2 separate regions of the Homo sapiens genome follow, and region 1 is linked to region 2. The links are chromatin contacts, found by Hi-C or POLR2A ChIA-PET in ENCODE. All regions are on one chromosome and are shown on one strand. Each heading gives the region's core, a stretch centred on a gene start or an enhancer-like site at or near the end of the contact. The rest is flanking DNA. Distances are from core to core; before and after follow the strand shown. Region 1 has its middle 43 kb from the start of IYD. Region 2 overlaps PPP1R14C (protein phosphatase 1 regulatory inhibitor subunit 14C).

The links. A loop is a pair of places that touch in the nucleus more often than their neighbours do. ChIA-PET counts read pairs that join two places held with the same protein, here RNA polymerase II (POLR2A). Pooled maps may share reads with other maps.
Region 1: a map of Right ventricle myocardium inferior shows a loop between it and region 2 (4-fold over the local background). The contact joins two enhancer-like sites. A Hi-C loop is called at or near these places in 1 of 168 maps with a recorded cell type or tissue (Right ventricle myocardium inferior) and 2 of 50 pooled maps. POLR2A ChIA-PET finds 5 or more read pairs at or near these places in 3 of 52 experiments (A673, BJ and activated naive CD4-positive, alpha-beta T cell).

Annotation. Positions count from the first base shown.
Region 1 is chr6:150,322,209-150,329,173 of GRCh38, forward strand. It overlaps the pseudogene RNU4-7P. Among named protein-coding and RNA genes, the nearest start is that of IYD, 43 kb to the right of the region's middle. Within about 2 kb of position 5,308, at least 3 of the 41 ENCODE cell types and tissues checked have a DNase peak (open chromatin) inside an H3K27ac peak, as active enhancers do.
Region 2 is chr6:150,234,983-150,242,153 of GRCh38, forward strand. All of the region lies in intron 3 of PPP1R14C (protein phosphatase 1 regulatory inhibitor subunit 14C), which reads left to right. Among named protein-coding and RNA genes, the nearest start is that of PPP1R14C, 96 kb to the left of the region's middle. Within about 2 kb of position 3,574, at least 10 of the 41 ENCODE cell types and tissues checked have a DNase peak (open chromatin) inside an H3K27ac peak, as active enhancers do.

The DNA of each region.
Region 1 (6,965 bases), core at 4,058-6,557, 89 kb after region 2:
CTTTGTAGGACCTGCCCTGGACAAGACTGAGAGGTAGAAGACACTTGCCTTTCCATTTCTCCCCAAGGTTCCCTCCGTTCGGGGCCATCCACAGATCTTTCTCCAGCTCCATCTCTCTCTGAAGCTGGCAGACAGGGACAGCCTCTCTTCATGTGTTCCACGTTTCCTTGTGTTACAATCTGGACTTCAGTGTTAATCCATTATTTCATTAAACACCCACTCATTGGGACACCTCTGGGCTGGGCTTAGACCCTGGGGATAAGAAGATGAAGGGCATGGAGGTTCAGGCCATTTCGGAACTTCCAGGTCCCTCAGGGAGGGCAGAGAAGTGGACAGGCAAGCCCAGGAACCCGTGAAGGCTGCCGTCCTGCTGTCAGTTATGTGTGTTGTGCAACCAAGACTCATAGATTTTCATCCCAGCAAAGCCAGCTGGGAAAGGAAAAGGGACAGTTGTGAGCTCTGAGAGTCAGCTTCCTTGAATTGTTCTTTGAGTTAAAATCAAAGCTGGCAATTAAGACTCTCCTACTACCAAGCTGTGGAACAAACTGTCCCAGGAGGCCCGACTTTCCCCTCTCCTCACCCTGCAAGCAGCAGCAGCTGGTGTCACCAAGGGGCAATGAGCGATTCCTCTCCCGAATCTCCTTAGTCACCCTGTATTGGGTTTTTCTCTTGCACCTGCTGTGTCCTTGACTAAAATCCAGATGTAATCACAAGGACAGGAAATTCGGGCAGGCCCTTGGCATGGCCCGGGCACAGCCAACTGCAGTCAGAGGAGACCCTGGCAGAGGCCCCCATTTGCAGTCTCCATGTTCACCATCCTCTCCCCGTGACTGAGTGACGCCTGACGAGGGAGGTGGCCAGGGTTATCCTTAGGTTTATTAAAGTATACTTCATACTTTGCTGATTTTTCTCTTGTTTTCTTCATTGGAATTTAAAAATTCGAAAAATAGAAGCCATTTGTTCTCCCTTTATTCTGAAAGAAAACTATTGATAAAGAGCTTATGTTCCTTCCAGACATTTCTATTGCTCTCTCCTCACCCGGTGATTCTACTGAAGATAAAAATCTCATTGCTGGAAGCAGATGCACTCTGGGGCTGGAAATGCCTCGCTTTCTCTATTTCAGGTCATTGCGCAATGCAGATAGACCCAGGGGCTGCTTAGGGCTGGAGTGTATGTTTATCTTCCTTGGAGTGTTTCAGGAGGATTAGAAGACACCGGGTGCCCAGGAAGAAACGAGAGTGCGGAGGTGGCAAGGCAGGGACTTCAGGGGCTGCATCTGCCCCACGTGCCCCCCGCCCTGTTTCTTGACTGTTCTGACAATCAGTTTCTTCACCTGCTAAATGGGGGCAATTCAAGTGCCTGCCTCACAAGTGATTTGGACTACACATGTGCAGCACAAAGCCTAGGATCTGGCACTGTAAATCTCTTTGGAAATGTCAGCTACACTAGTTATTATACAACTTATTGACTGACCTCAAATGTGAACAAAACATAAAGTAGAGACAAAGAAATGCTAAGACCATGGCAGGGCGTGGTGGATCACATTTGTAATTCCAGCATTTTGGGAGGCCAAGGCAGGTGGATCACCGGAGGTCAAGAGTTCGAGATCATCCTGGCCAACATGGCGAAACCCCGTCTCTATTAAAAATACAAAAATTAGCTGGGTGTGGTGGCGCACGCCTGTAGTTCCAGCTATTCGGGAGGCTGAGGCAGGAGAACTGTTTGAACCTGGGAGTCAGAGGTTGCAGTGAGCCCAGATAGCACCACTGCACTTCAGCCTGGGCAACAGAGTGAGACTCCATATCAAAAAAAAAATAAAAGTCAAAGAAATGCTAAGACCATATGTAATGCTTCTTTGATCGCCTCGAAGCCTAAAAAGAGCAGCAATCACAGCGCAATGGGGCAGACGACCCCCCCAGGCATCTGTGACCAAAGCCTCTCCACAGCCAAATGAGCCTTTCCCTCCCAGGAGTTCGGTGTCTGCCTGGTTATTGGCATCTCCCATCTTGGGTAAGATCACTCAGCTGGATCATCTCCAAAGCCCAGCTGCTCCCCTGTGGTCTCCTGGCAGCAGCTTCTGCAGATGCAGAACTGCACTGTGTGACCCAAGAGGAATGCACTCACCACGACAGTCAACCTTGAGTGAATGAGTGAGTGACAGCCAGAGTGGATGGATCCCCAAAGTCCACTATACTTGGGAGGAAGGGTGGGAGGGAAGTGAAAGAGAAAAGACTACATATTGGGCGGCACAGTGTATACTACTCAGGGGACGGGTGCACTGACACCGCAGAAGTCACCACTAAAGAACTTGTCCACGCAACCAAAAACCACCTGTACCCCCAAAATTATTGAAATAAAAAAGAGTAGATGGATCTTCTCTGCATCTTGGGGCCCTCTGAATGTAAAGCCTGAACAAAGCTACTCCTGGTGTTCTTAGCAGTATGTGAGTCAGGTTCCTATAGTAAAGCGATCTATACCATATAACTGAGAAAACTAAAAAACAGGCCAGAAGCAGACTGAGGACAGGCCCAGCAGCTGGTGGGGGAGTGGAGCAGAATGAGAAGGGAGCTTGGGGGGAAAAAAGAGGTGTGGGCAGGCCAGGAGGCCTCCCCAGAGCCGTCAGACCCCCTAACCCCCGACTGTGGGCCTAGCTTCCCTTGGGGCCACATGGCTGCTGAGGGCCTGTTTCCTGTGCTGGGAGGACAGCTGGGTGATGGCCAACCTCAGGTATTCCCAGGAGAATTCACTCCATTTCATTCATCAGCTTCTCTCTGAGGTTGCAAAAATGGAAACACCCTGACCTGCCCAGCCTCTGTTCCCTGGCATCCTCTTTGCTAAGTTATTTCTTTGCACATTTGAAGAGTCCAGAGGAACACAAAGCCACAGCCCCCATTTCTCTTTCCTCCCTGCTGCCTGCTGCAGGCTGGAGGCATCTGGGTGGGAGGGCACACTGGCAGCTCAGCAGGAAGGCAGGGCAAAGAGCCATGTGGGTGCTGGTGTTCTGTGACTCCTTCTAATCTCAAACATGTAGTTACCTTTCCCCATTTGCTCCCTCAGGTTCCAAGTGACCTGGAGCCCTTCCAGGTGCCGGGAACAAAAAAGGCCAACAAAGTGGAAAAGCATTTCCTGCTCTCAGAGAGTTTCTATCCTGGAGAGAGAGACCGACAATAAATATTCACTGTCAAATGGCAATGAGTGTTACAAGCAAAATGGAAGCTGGGAAAGAGGTAAAACATCTGGAAGGGTTTCAGGTTGCAGTTTTAAATAGTGAACAGGTGCCATCGGGCAGGGACTTGAAGAAGAAGGGAAGGGAGTGAGCCTGCAGATATAGGGGCAGAGAGATGTCAACCTACAGTCACAGGAGACAGCAAGTGCAAAGGCCCTGAGGTAGGAGGGGGCCCAGCCTTTTCAGGAAAAAGCCAAGAAGGCCCAGGTGTCTGGAGCAGAAGAAGTGAGGACACATGAGGAGAGGATGAAGTTCCAAAGGTGAACTGGAGATGAAATAATGCAGGAACTTGTAGGATTTTGGCTTTTACGATGGGTAAGACGGAAAGCCAGCCAACTGTTTTGAGAGTGTTGTCATCTAAATTATGTTTAAAAGAATCGCACTGGCTGGTGTCCTGAGAATAGAACAGGAGGGGCAATAACAGAAGAACAGAGAAGAGTTCGGAGGCTAGTGCCTGAGGATGCTGGCTTGGACCAAGGATGGTGCAGGGGAGGTGGTGAGAAGTGGGTTAGCAGATGTGATTTTAAGAAAGCTGAAAGAGAGAGGGAGAAACTATTTTTCTGGGATGGTGAAAACCACAGAAAGAGCAGGTTTGGGAAAAAACAACAACAACAGGACTTCAGTGTTGAGCAGACCCTGCCTCACTATTTGGGGCAGGAACCAAGAATGGCCATTGTTTAATGGCAGTTAAAGCCATTGGCCATATAATTACTTGCTCCCAATTTAAAATGTGACTAGGGGCCTGTTGTGGTGACTCACACCTGTAATCCCAGCACTTTGGGAAGCCGAGGCGGGAGGATCGCTTGAGGCCGGGAGCTTGAGATCAGACTGGACAACTTAATGAGACCACGTTCTACCAAAAAAAAAAAAAAAAAAAATTAAAAATTAGGCGGGCGTGGTGGCGCATGCCTGTAGTCCCAGCTATTCAGGAGGCTGAGTCAGGAGGACCACTTGAGCTCAAGAGTTCAAAGCTACAGTGAGCTATGAGTGCACCACTGTACTCCAGCCTGGGCAACAGAGTGAGACCGTCTCTAAAAAATAAAAAAAAAATGGCAGAAAGAAAGTACTGGAGAAAAAATTCACAGAACCTGAGATCTGGGGGAGACCCCTCTCTTAGGCCTGTTTTTTTCCCCTTTCTGTTTTAAAAACCTTTTATCCATTTTTCTTTTTTATTCCAACAAACTTCAGTCTCCATAGAGACTGTCAAAAATTGCCAGTGCCGACTGTATTTCAAGTCGTCACGGCTGGGTATTGGGAAAAGTTTTCAATTAGCAATAATCGCCCCTCGGATAAACCTCATTGGCTCCGATACTGTCACTGTGCAAAGCTTACCCATTTTTCTATGCCTGTTTTCCTCACTATAGCTTTTTGGAAATTTCTCTTTTGCTCCACTAGGAATTGGAGAGAAGAGGATTCGATGACAATCAGAGTCAGCATGAGTGTGGGTGCTGCCTGCTGCGTTTCTTTGGGACCCGGTGGGAGGTAATTGAATCCTGGGGGTGGGTCTTTCCTGTGCTATTCTCGTGATAGTGAATAAGTCTCATGAGATCTGATGGTTTTATAAAGAGGAGTATCCCTGCATAAGCTCTCTCTCTCTCTTGCTTGCTGCCATGCAAGATGTGACTTTGCTCTTCATTCACCTTCTGCCATGATTGTGAGGGCTCCCCAGCCATGTAGAACTGTGAGTCCATTCAACTTCTTTTCTTTGTAAATTATCCAGTCTCATGTATGTCTTTATTAGCAGCTTGAGAGTAGACTAATAGAGAGGGTTTGAAACGGACAGCAGGAAAGCAAGGAGGAAGCTTTCTGCTGTGTGCCTCTTGACTTCCCCTCTCTGGGTTTTGGCCATGGAGAAGATATTTTGGATAAGTTAAGGGCTACTTAAAAGTAGTTGATCTTGCCCTCTGACTAATTTAGGGGCCTGGAGTGGCTGATATCCAAGCCACTGCCACACCAGGCAAAGGGATGTCACAGATAAGTCAGTCAGAACCCCAGTAGTCAGATGCAGGCTCTCAGGAATCATTTTACCAGGATGCCTGAGGTCCTGACGTGGCTTGTGCAGGGCCCAAAAGTAGCTGGGACTCAGGCTGAGGGCGCTGCCAGAGGAAAGCTCTATTTCTGGGCAGCATAAAGCCTGTGCCAAAGGACCACAAACTAGGCTAAGTGGGAGTTTTGCCAGGCCTCTGGTAGGTCTACCGCACTGAGTAAGTGATAGTCTTCAGCCCTGAAGCCCCACCGGCCAGAGAGGCCCAGGATCAAAGGGAGAGGCAGAGGAGGAGGACACTGCCTGAGAGACCTAGCATTTTTATCAGAGACTGAACCCTGCCCTGGAGGCCCTGGCTCAGTGCCTTTCAAAGTTCCAGTTGCATGAAGGCCACCCGGAGATCTTACAAAATGCAGATTTGGATTCAGTAGGTCTACAGTGGGGCCTGAGACTGGCCAGCCCCCAGCTGAGGCTGGTGCCACTGGGCTCAGGCCTCACTTTGAATAGCAAGATTCTTTGTTATTGGATCAAATCGCCGTTGAACTGGACTGGAATGTTAACAATTTCTTCTATTAGGTAGTGGTGGAGACTCAGGGGGAGAACAAGAGTTGTAGACTCTTAACAGAAATATATATATATTTGTCAGGGTTTTCCAGAGAAACGAAAACAATAAGATGAGGTTTATTATGAGAATTGGCTCATGCAATCGTGGAGGCTAAGAATTGCCATGACATATAATCTGCAAATTAGAGACCCAGGAAGGTCAATGGAGTAATTCAGACTGAGTCCAAAGGCTTCAGTTAGGAAGAAGGCGGGAGAACACTGATGTCCCAGCTCAAGGGGAGAGAGTGAAAATGTGCCTTTCTCTGGCTTTTTTGTTCTATTCAGGCCCTCAGTGAATTCGACATTGGTGAGGGCAGATCTTCTTCACTCAGTCCACTGATTCAAATGCTCATCTGCTTTGAAAACATCCTCACAGACGCACCCAGAAATAAGGCTTTACCAGTTTTCTGGACATTCCTTAACACAATCAAGTTGACAAATAAAATTAACCATTACAAATCCACCTCTTATCAACCTGACACCCATATGTCCCTTAAAACATAATTAATCTCCAAATAAAGACAATAACAAGGTCATAATTTATCCCACAATGATACAACTATCCTGCTTGCAACTGAAACTCACTAATCCCTTCCCTGGAAGAGGAGGTAAAGTTCTTGCATAAACTTTACTCTTTGGATATCCTGTAACTTCAATAATATGATGTAAAATTAACAATACTTCAATACTGATATAAAGTCAATACATCTTATGTTACATGATAAGGGAATAAGAGGAAAGAAAATAAAGATATTTACTTCATATAGGTGTATATATATATACACACAAACATATTGGGAACAAAATAAGGAGGAATACTCATGAAAATGACAGTCCTTTCTGTAACTGGTCACGTGGTCATAGCTGGTGTTTATAACTACTTTCTTTTACTGCCCATTTTGTGTTCCCTAAGCCTTCAGCAAACACTTCACCTGGTAATGATTCTTCACCTGGTGGAGTGACCCAAATATTCATTCGTGAAGGATCTGGGCCATTTATAGCCCTGCCTGAATTGGGTTGCTGTAGTTTCCGTTGACCTTAATACTAAGAGACACACTAAGGGACCTTTTGCATTCTAGACATACTCTTTCTTATGTCCATGTTGAAGTAGCAGTCTGATTTCCTCTTGGCAGTGCAGATCAATCACCCCAG
Region 2 (7,171 bases), core at 2,324-4,823:
TTTACATAAAATGCAAACTAATTTATAGTGACAGATTAACTGGGTTTGGGACCAGATGAGCTCTAAATGGGAATAAGACATCTTTGGTGGTGATGGAAATGTTTTTTCTTTGTTGTGTTTTAATAGGCAGGATCTCATTTTGTTGTCCATGCTGGAGTGCAGGAGCACGATCATAGCTCACTGCAGCCTCGAAATCCTTGGGCTCAAATGATCCTCCTGCCTCAGTCTCCTGAGTAGCTAGGACTATAGGTGCGCACCACCACACCCAGCCAATGTTTTAAATTTTTTGTAGAGATGGGATCTCGCTTTATTACCTGGGCTGGTCTCGAATTCCTGGCCTCAAGTGATCCTTCTGCCTCAGCCTCCCAAAATGCTGGGATTGCAGGTGTGAGGCACTACACCCAGCTGACGGAAATGTGCTGCATCTTGATAGTCATGGTGGTTTCCTGGGTGTAACCAATTGTCACCACTGATCAGTGATACACTTGAAATAGATGCAGTTTATTGTTCTTAACTTATTCCTCAATGAAGTTGATAACTTAAAGAGAAAAGGAAAAATAGGGGTCCTTAGCAGTGTCAAGGGACCTGGCTGGGGGCACTGGACGTGCCAATGAGGAGAGTCTTGATGATTCTGAGGGCTGCCTGGGTAGAATTTCAGTGGGCAGAAAAGTCAGCATTCCACGCACTCTATTCTTCCTTTCCTCCTTCCCCTCCTCTTTCTTCTTTTTTTCCCTGCTTTGCCTCCTTCTTAAATTCTTCTTTTCTAATTTATAAGACAGCTAGAATAGGAGGGAGATACTGAGGGCTCTGGAGATTTTTATTGTCCCCTTGGGAAGAGGCTACGGGCAGAACTGGAGGAAAAGGTTCGTCGTACTCAGGGGAGAATTTCCAGTCTAGCTGTGGACACTGACCTTTGCATGTCTTTCGTCCCTCCTCCCATACTGGAAAATGAAAGGATTGTTGTGTTTATCATAACACATTTTTGGTCATTTTAGTTTAGTTTGTAATTAGACTATAATTACCTAACCCGGTTGCTTAATAATAAAGACTTCTCACCCCAGGCAGCATGGTGCAAAGGGAATTGTGCCCTCCACCCCAGGGTGGTGATCATCCCAGGTCCCTTTGGCCTTTATATTAACCTACGGTTTGAATCTTGGTCTGACCATTGAGCTGCTGTGTGACCTCAGACAAACCGCTAAACCCTTGTGAGCCTGGTTTATAATACTTGTAATGATCAAATGAGACAGTATGTGAAAATAAACAGAGTGGCTGTCACATGAAAGGTGCCCAGTAAGTATGTGCTGTATCTGAGTCCCTGACAGATACTCAGTACCCGCGAGAGCACGGTACTGTGCCAAGCAAACTAGAAATGCACACACATAGGAAAGAATAGTCTCGGGTGAGTGAATGCATTAAAAAGGTCCATGCGGTGCATTCTCAGATCCCAAAATAGTGCCCAGGACTGAGATGAGAGGTAGGGGCCCAGGAGTTTACTGAAGACAGGACCTTTTCATTGTTTTCCGTGAGAGGGTAAAACTTCACCTGCAGTGTGACAGCGGCCACATCCAAAGACTCAGAGGAGCCAGCATGAGGAGGAGGAGCTGAAAGCGGAGGGAGGTGGTTGGTGCCACTGTGTGTGTGTGTGTGTGTGTGTGTGCGCGTGTGTGTGTTTAGCCAGGAGGGAGCTGTTGGGAAATGCCACCTAAGGAATGTTTTCAAGTGCAATTCTAGCACTTCATGATGTGAAGAATAAATACGATCTCCTTTGTAGTCCCTTGAGACGGGAGGTCGCACAGTCTGGGTGGCTCTGGAGTGGCTGATTTTGGTCCTGGGCTGTTGCTCAGGCTGTGGGGAGGAGCGGTCCCAGGCAGGAATCTGAGGAAGGAGCTACAGGGACTGTGGCCCTTGGCCAGGCAGGACGGAGAGCCTGCTGTGGATTTTCTCAGCGGTTAGAGTCTCTGTTGTCTAAGCTGGGAAAACTGACCATCACTGAGGGAGAAACACTGGTGGAACACTGACAGCTTCCTCAGAAGAAACACATGTGTGCTGCGCCCAGCCTGACATCCATGCCCCAGCCTGAGCACCCATGGTCTCACTTGGTGTCACACAACATACTTCTCCTCTGTCTTCAATGTCAAACCTTTCCCATGGCGAAAATGGGCGGGGGTGGGGCAGGGGGGATATAAGCTACATTTTTCTTAGTGTGGTCAGAGTAGCATATTCTTTTTTTTTGTTGTTTGAAACGGAGTGTTGCTCTGTTACCCAGGCTGGAGTGCAATGGTGTGATCTCAGCTCACTGCAACCTCCACCTCCTGGGTTCAAGTGATTCTCCTGCTTCAGCCTCCGGAGTAGCTGGGATTACAGGCATGTGCCACCATGCCCTGCTAATTTTGTGTTTTTAGTAGAGACAGGGTTTCACCATATTGGTCACGATGGTCTCGAACTCCCAACCTCAGGTGATCTGCTTGCCTCGGCCTCCCACAGTGCTGGGATTACAGGCGTGAGCCACCATGCCTGGCCCAGAGTAGCATATTCTTGATTTGAATTTGTAGACTGGAAAGTTCAGTGTAGTCTGATGATGATGATGATAACGATGATGACAGTATCAAGCACTTGTACAGCACTTACTACTCTTTAAGCACTTTTCCAAACATGTAACATACAGTAATTCATCTCATCATTTAATCCTTACAGCATCCTTGAGGTGAGGTCTTATTGTCATTGCTCCTATTTATAGGTGAGGAAAACTGAGGCATGGAGAAAATGATTCATTTCTAAGTGGTGCAGAAGGATTTGAACCCAAGTCATCTGACTCTAGAGTCCCTCTCGTAGGCATGTGGCTACACTGCTTCTTACCATGTGTGGTATGTATTGGGTGACTCCTTTCTGGCAGGAACAAGCCCATTAGGTTTTTTTTAGGCATCTGTTTCAAAGGGTTCTTCTATATTTGTAAGCCAAACCTTTTTCTTCTGTTTCTCTCCTTCTTGCATCATTATACGATCCATAGTCCTCAGGACACACGGCCCCAGCCTCATCACAAGCAGTACATGCGACAATTTGTCCACCTGCTGTTCTGTCCCTGCCCAGGGCTGAGCACAACAGCCCACAGAGAATGCTTCTGCTGAGAGGTAGATTCTAAGGTGTGGACCCAGGATCTCTTAGGTAGTATTTTGAGACATATTTGGACAAAAGCTACTGAGGCAGTGTAGAAAATAGATACTGCTTGTCTTGAAAGCTAGGTCAAGGCAAATGTTTGTTTGTCTTTTAAAAATTATGGCAGTTAGCTGAAATTGTATTTCAACTGCTAGGAAACTAGAATGGCCAGATCTTAGAAACTGGTGGAGAGGCAGTCAGTTAATAAAAATTTCCCCGGAAGGAGTGATGGGGGAAGGAGAGAGGAGAGGGTGGGAGGAAGGAAAGGGAGGGAGCTGGCCCTTCCAGAGCAGTCATTTCCGGATTCTGTGGCCTTTCAGTGAACACAGAGGTCTTTCGAGGCCTCTCAGAGCTCTGGCTGCCTTCTCCAGTCTTTGGCTGTGGGAGGCAGCATGGGAGGAGCCTGAACTGGCCTGACAGGGGCTGTCCTTTGCCCGCAGGGCACCCGTTCACCCCCAGCTGCAGCTCATGCCATATGTTGGCAGGGCCTGTGTTTCTGTGTCTTCTTTCCCAGCTGGCCTGGGAGCTCCTGGAAGGCAGGGCCTCTGCCACCTTCTGCTCTGCATCTCAGCACTTGAGTAGAGTCTGGCATAGACTCTACTTAGATTAGAGCATGGGCTCAGTACATACTTATCAAATTCAGTTGGCATCAAGAAGCCTGGATTCAAACATTTGCTTGGTGATCGTAGGCAGTGACTTGTAATGAACTAGAATATCAGTATTTTTGAACTGTAAAACCTCTACTACATTGGATTAAATACGGGACCATGTAAAGAGGCCACATAGAGGAGGCCTTCAATCAGGGTTTCCTTCTTTTTTTTTTGGCGGTCGAGCGTAAGCAGTGTCAGATCCCCATACAGAAACCACATCCACCAGGGAGTTCCTCATTGATCCTCACCCATCCTATTAGCCAGGGACTGAAACTTCAAAAAAGAATGGATTCCCTTTTTAGAATATTGCAAAAGATCATGTCTGTTGTGGTTAAAGAATTGCCTTAAATAACATATCATTTTCACTTGAATATCCTGCAACAGGGGAACACTCGTGTTCATCCTTTCTTTCAGCATGTCCAATATACGTACAAGTTACATGGGAGGAGGCTGTATAAAGGTAGTGGTGAAACATCAGCTTGGAGGCAGCCTGGTTTTTAATAAGATGTACACAGAACTTTTATGAAGACAGACATATTCTGGGACAGAAAGCAATTTTCAAATTTAAAAAGATTCAAGCCATACAAAGTGTGTTCTTTGATTACAGTGGAATTACATTAGAAATAAGTAACAGAAAGATTATCTGGAAAATCTCCAAATCCTTAGAAACTAAATGACACATTTCTAACCCACAGTCCAAAGAAGAAATTAAAAGGGAAATTAGAAGCTATTTTAAACTGAATGAAAATAAAAGCCCATCATATCAAAATGTGTGAGATGCCACTAAAGCAATGCTTAGTGCTGCTGGGGGTGGGGGAACATATAGCAGTAAATGTCTGCATCAGGAAAGGTCTCAAAGCAATGGCCTGAGCTTCCACCTTAGGAACCAGGAAAAGAAGAGCAAATTAAACCCAAAGCAAGGTGGAGAAAGGAAATAATAAAGATAAAAGCAGAAATCAGTGAAATAGAAAACAGAAAAACATGCTGGGCACAGTGTAATTACACGCCTGTAATCCCAGCACTTTGGGAGGCCAAGGCGGGTGGATCACTTGGGGTCAGGAGTTTAAGACCAGCCTGGCCAACATGGTGAAACCCCGTCTCTACAAAAAATATAAAAAATTAGCTGGGCGTGGTGGTGCATGCCTGTAATCCCAGCTACTCGGGAGGCTGAGGGAGGAGAATCACTTGAACCTGGGAGGTGAAGGTTGCAGTGAGCCGAGATTGTGCCACTGCACTCCAGCCTGGGTGACAGAGTGAGACTCCATCTCAAAAAAAGAAGATAAAAAAAAGAAAACCAATAAAGAAAATCAGTGAAACAAAAGCCGATTCTTTGAAAAGGTCAATACAATTGATAAACTTGTAGCCATAATGATAAATGGAAATAAGGAGAGAAGACACATTACTAACATTAGGAATGAGAGAGGTGACATCACTACAGATTCTATAGATATTATGCACAAGCTTGTGCCAGTAAATCCAACAACTTAGTTGAAATAGGCCTGATATTGTTACCAGTGGAGAATGTCCAGGTTCTTCGCGTTTTGAACAAAGAATTGGACAAAACACACAAAGCAATGAAAGAATGAAGCAATGAAAGCACAGATTTGCTGAAACGAAGGTACGCCCCACAGACTGGGAGTGGGCTGGAGCAAGTGGCTCAAGAGTGCTGGTTACAGAAACCTCTAGGGGTTTCCCATTGGTTACTTGGTTAGACCCTATGTAAATGAAGTAGTGGCCTGCAACCAGTCTGATTGGTTGCAGAAGGTGACCAATCAGAGGCTGAAGTGAATTTTCAAAGTTACACCCCTGTGCAGATGAAGGCTAGGCCTGTGACCAGTCTGATTGTTTGCGGGAGAGGACCTATCAGAAGTACTTTCCATTTTTCATCTGCAATGCAGAAAGTGAGGAGGGTTGGAAAGAGAACAGCCTCTGATCCTTTTGTTACCTGAGTGTGGAAAGTTAGGGTTTTCCTTTTGATTCACTTCTAGTCAGTCTGTGCAAACCAGCCTTAGTTTCCCTGCCTCCAGACCCTATTCTCCTGCCTTAACATTGTAATATAATAAGAAATACATATTTGCTCTCTGCTCCAGGTCCTTGGCACAGAACTCCTAAAACTCTTACAATTTCCTGAGCAATCAGTTGCTATGTACATCTTTTGTTATAATATTTCATCTTTGACCGCAGTTCTTGACCCAGATCTCCTAATCTGTTGGAATTTCCTGGGTGATAGGAGTGTCTTTTGTTCTAATGAGGCATGTCTTGGTGGGCACCTAAGTGGGTGCTGGTCACCAGAAAGACCAAGCCACAGTTAGAAACTTGGAACTTTCAGCCCTACCCCCATCCTCCAAAAAGAGGAAGGGGGCTGGACATAGGGTTAATAATTGATCATGCCTATATGATAAAGCCCACATAAAAATCCCTGAAGAACTGTGGGGTTCAGAGAGCTTCTGGGTTGCTGAGCATATGTATGTGCTGGGAGAGGGGCCCAGAGAGGGCACGAGAGCTCCATGCTCCTTCCCTCAAGCCCTGACCTGTGTGTCTCTTCATCTGCTGTTCATCTGTATCCTTTATCACATCCTTTATTAATGTAATAAGTAAATATAAGTGTTTCCCTGAGTTCTGGGAGTTGCTCTAGCAAATTATTGTACCCTCAGAGAGGGTCATGAGAACCTCAATTCATAGCTGGTCAGCCAGAAGTATAGGTTGACAACCTGGAACCTAGAATTGGCATCTGAAGCTGGAGTCAGGCTTGTGGGCCTGAGACTTTAACCCGTAGCATCTAACTCTAACGCCAGCTCCAGGTAAATAGTGTCAGAATCAGCCAGGCACAGTGGCTCACGCTTGTAATCTCAGCATTTTGGGAGGCCGAGGTGGGCGGATCACTTGAGGCCAGGAGTTCGAGACCAGCCTAGCCAACATGGCGAAACCCCATCTCTACTAAAAATACAAAAATTAGCTGGGCATGGTGGCACATGCTTGTAATCCCAGCTACTTAGGAAGCTGAGGCACAAGAATCGCTTGAACCCGGGAGGCGGAGGTTGCAATGAGCCGAGATCATGCCATTGCACTCCAGCCTGGGTGACAGAGTGAGACTCTTGTCTCAAAAGAAAAAAAAAGTGTCAGAATTGAATTGAATCGTAGGACACTCTGTTGATGTCTTCTGGAGAATTACTTGATATGTGGGGAAACCCCCCACCCACATTTTGGTGACATGAGGTATTCTGTGTTGAGTGTGGGAGTAGGAAAGAGAGTTTTGTTTTTGCTGTCTCATACAGGAAAATTTCTTAATAGGTATAACCTTTCAAAACCTCCCCTCAAACACACAACAAAACAAAACAAAACAAAACAACAACAACAACAACAAAAAC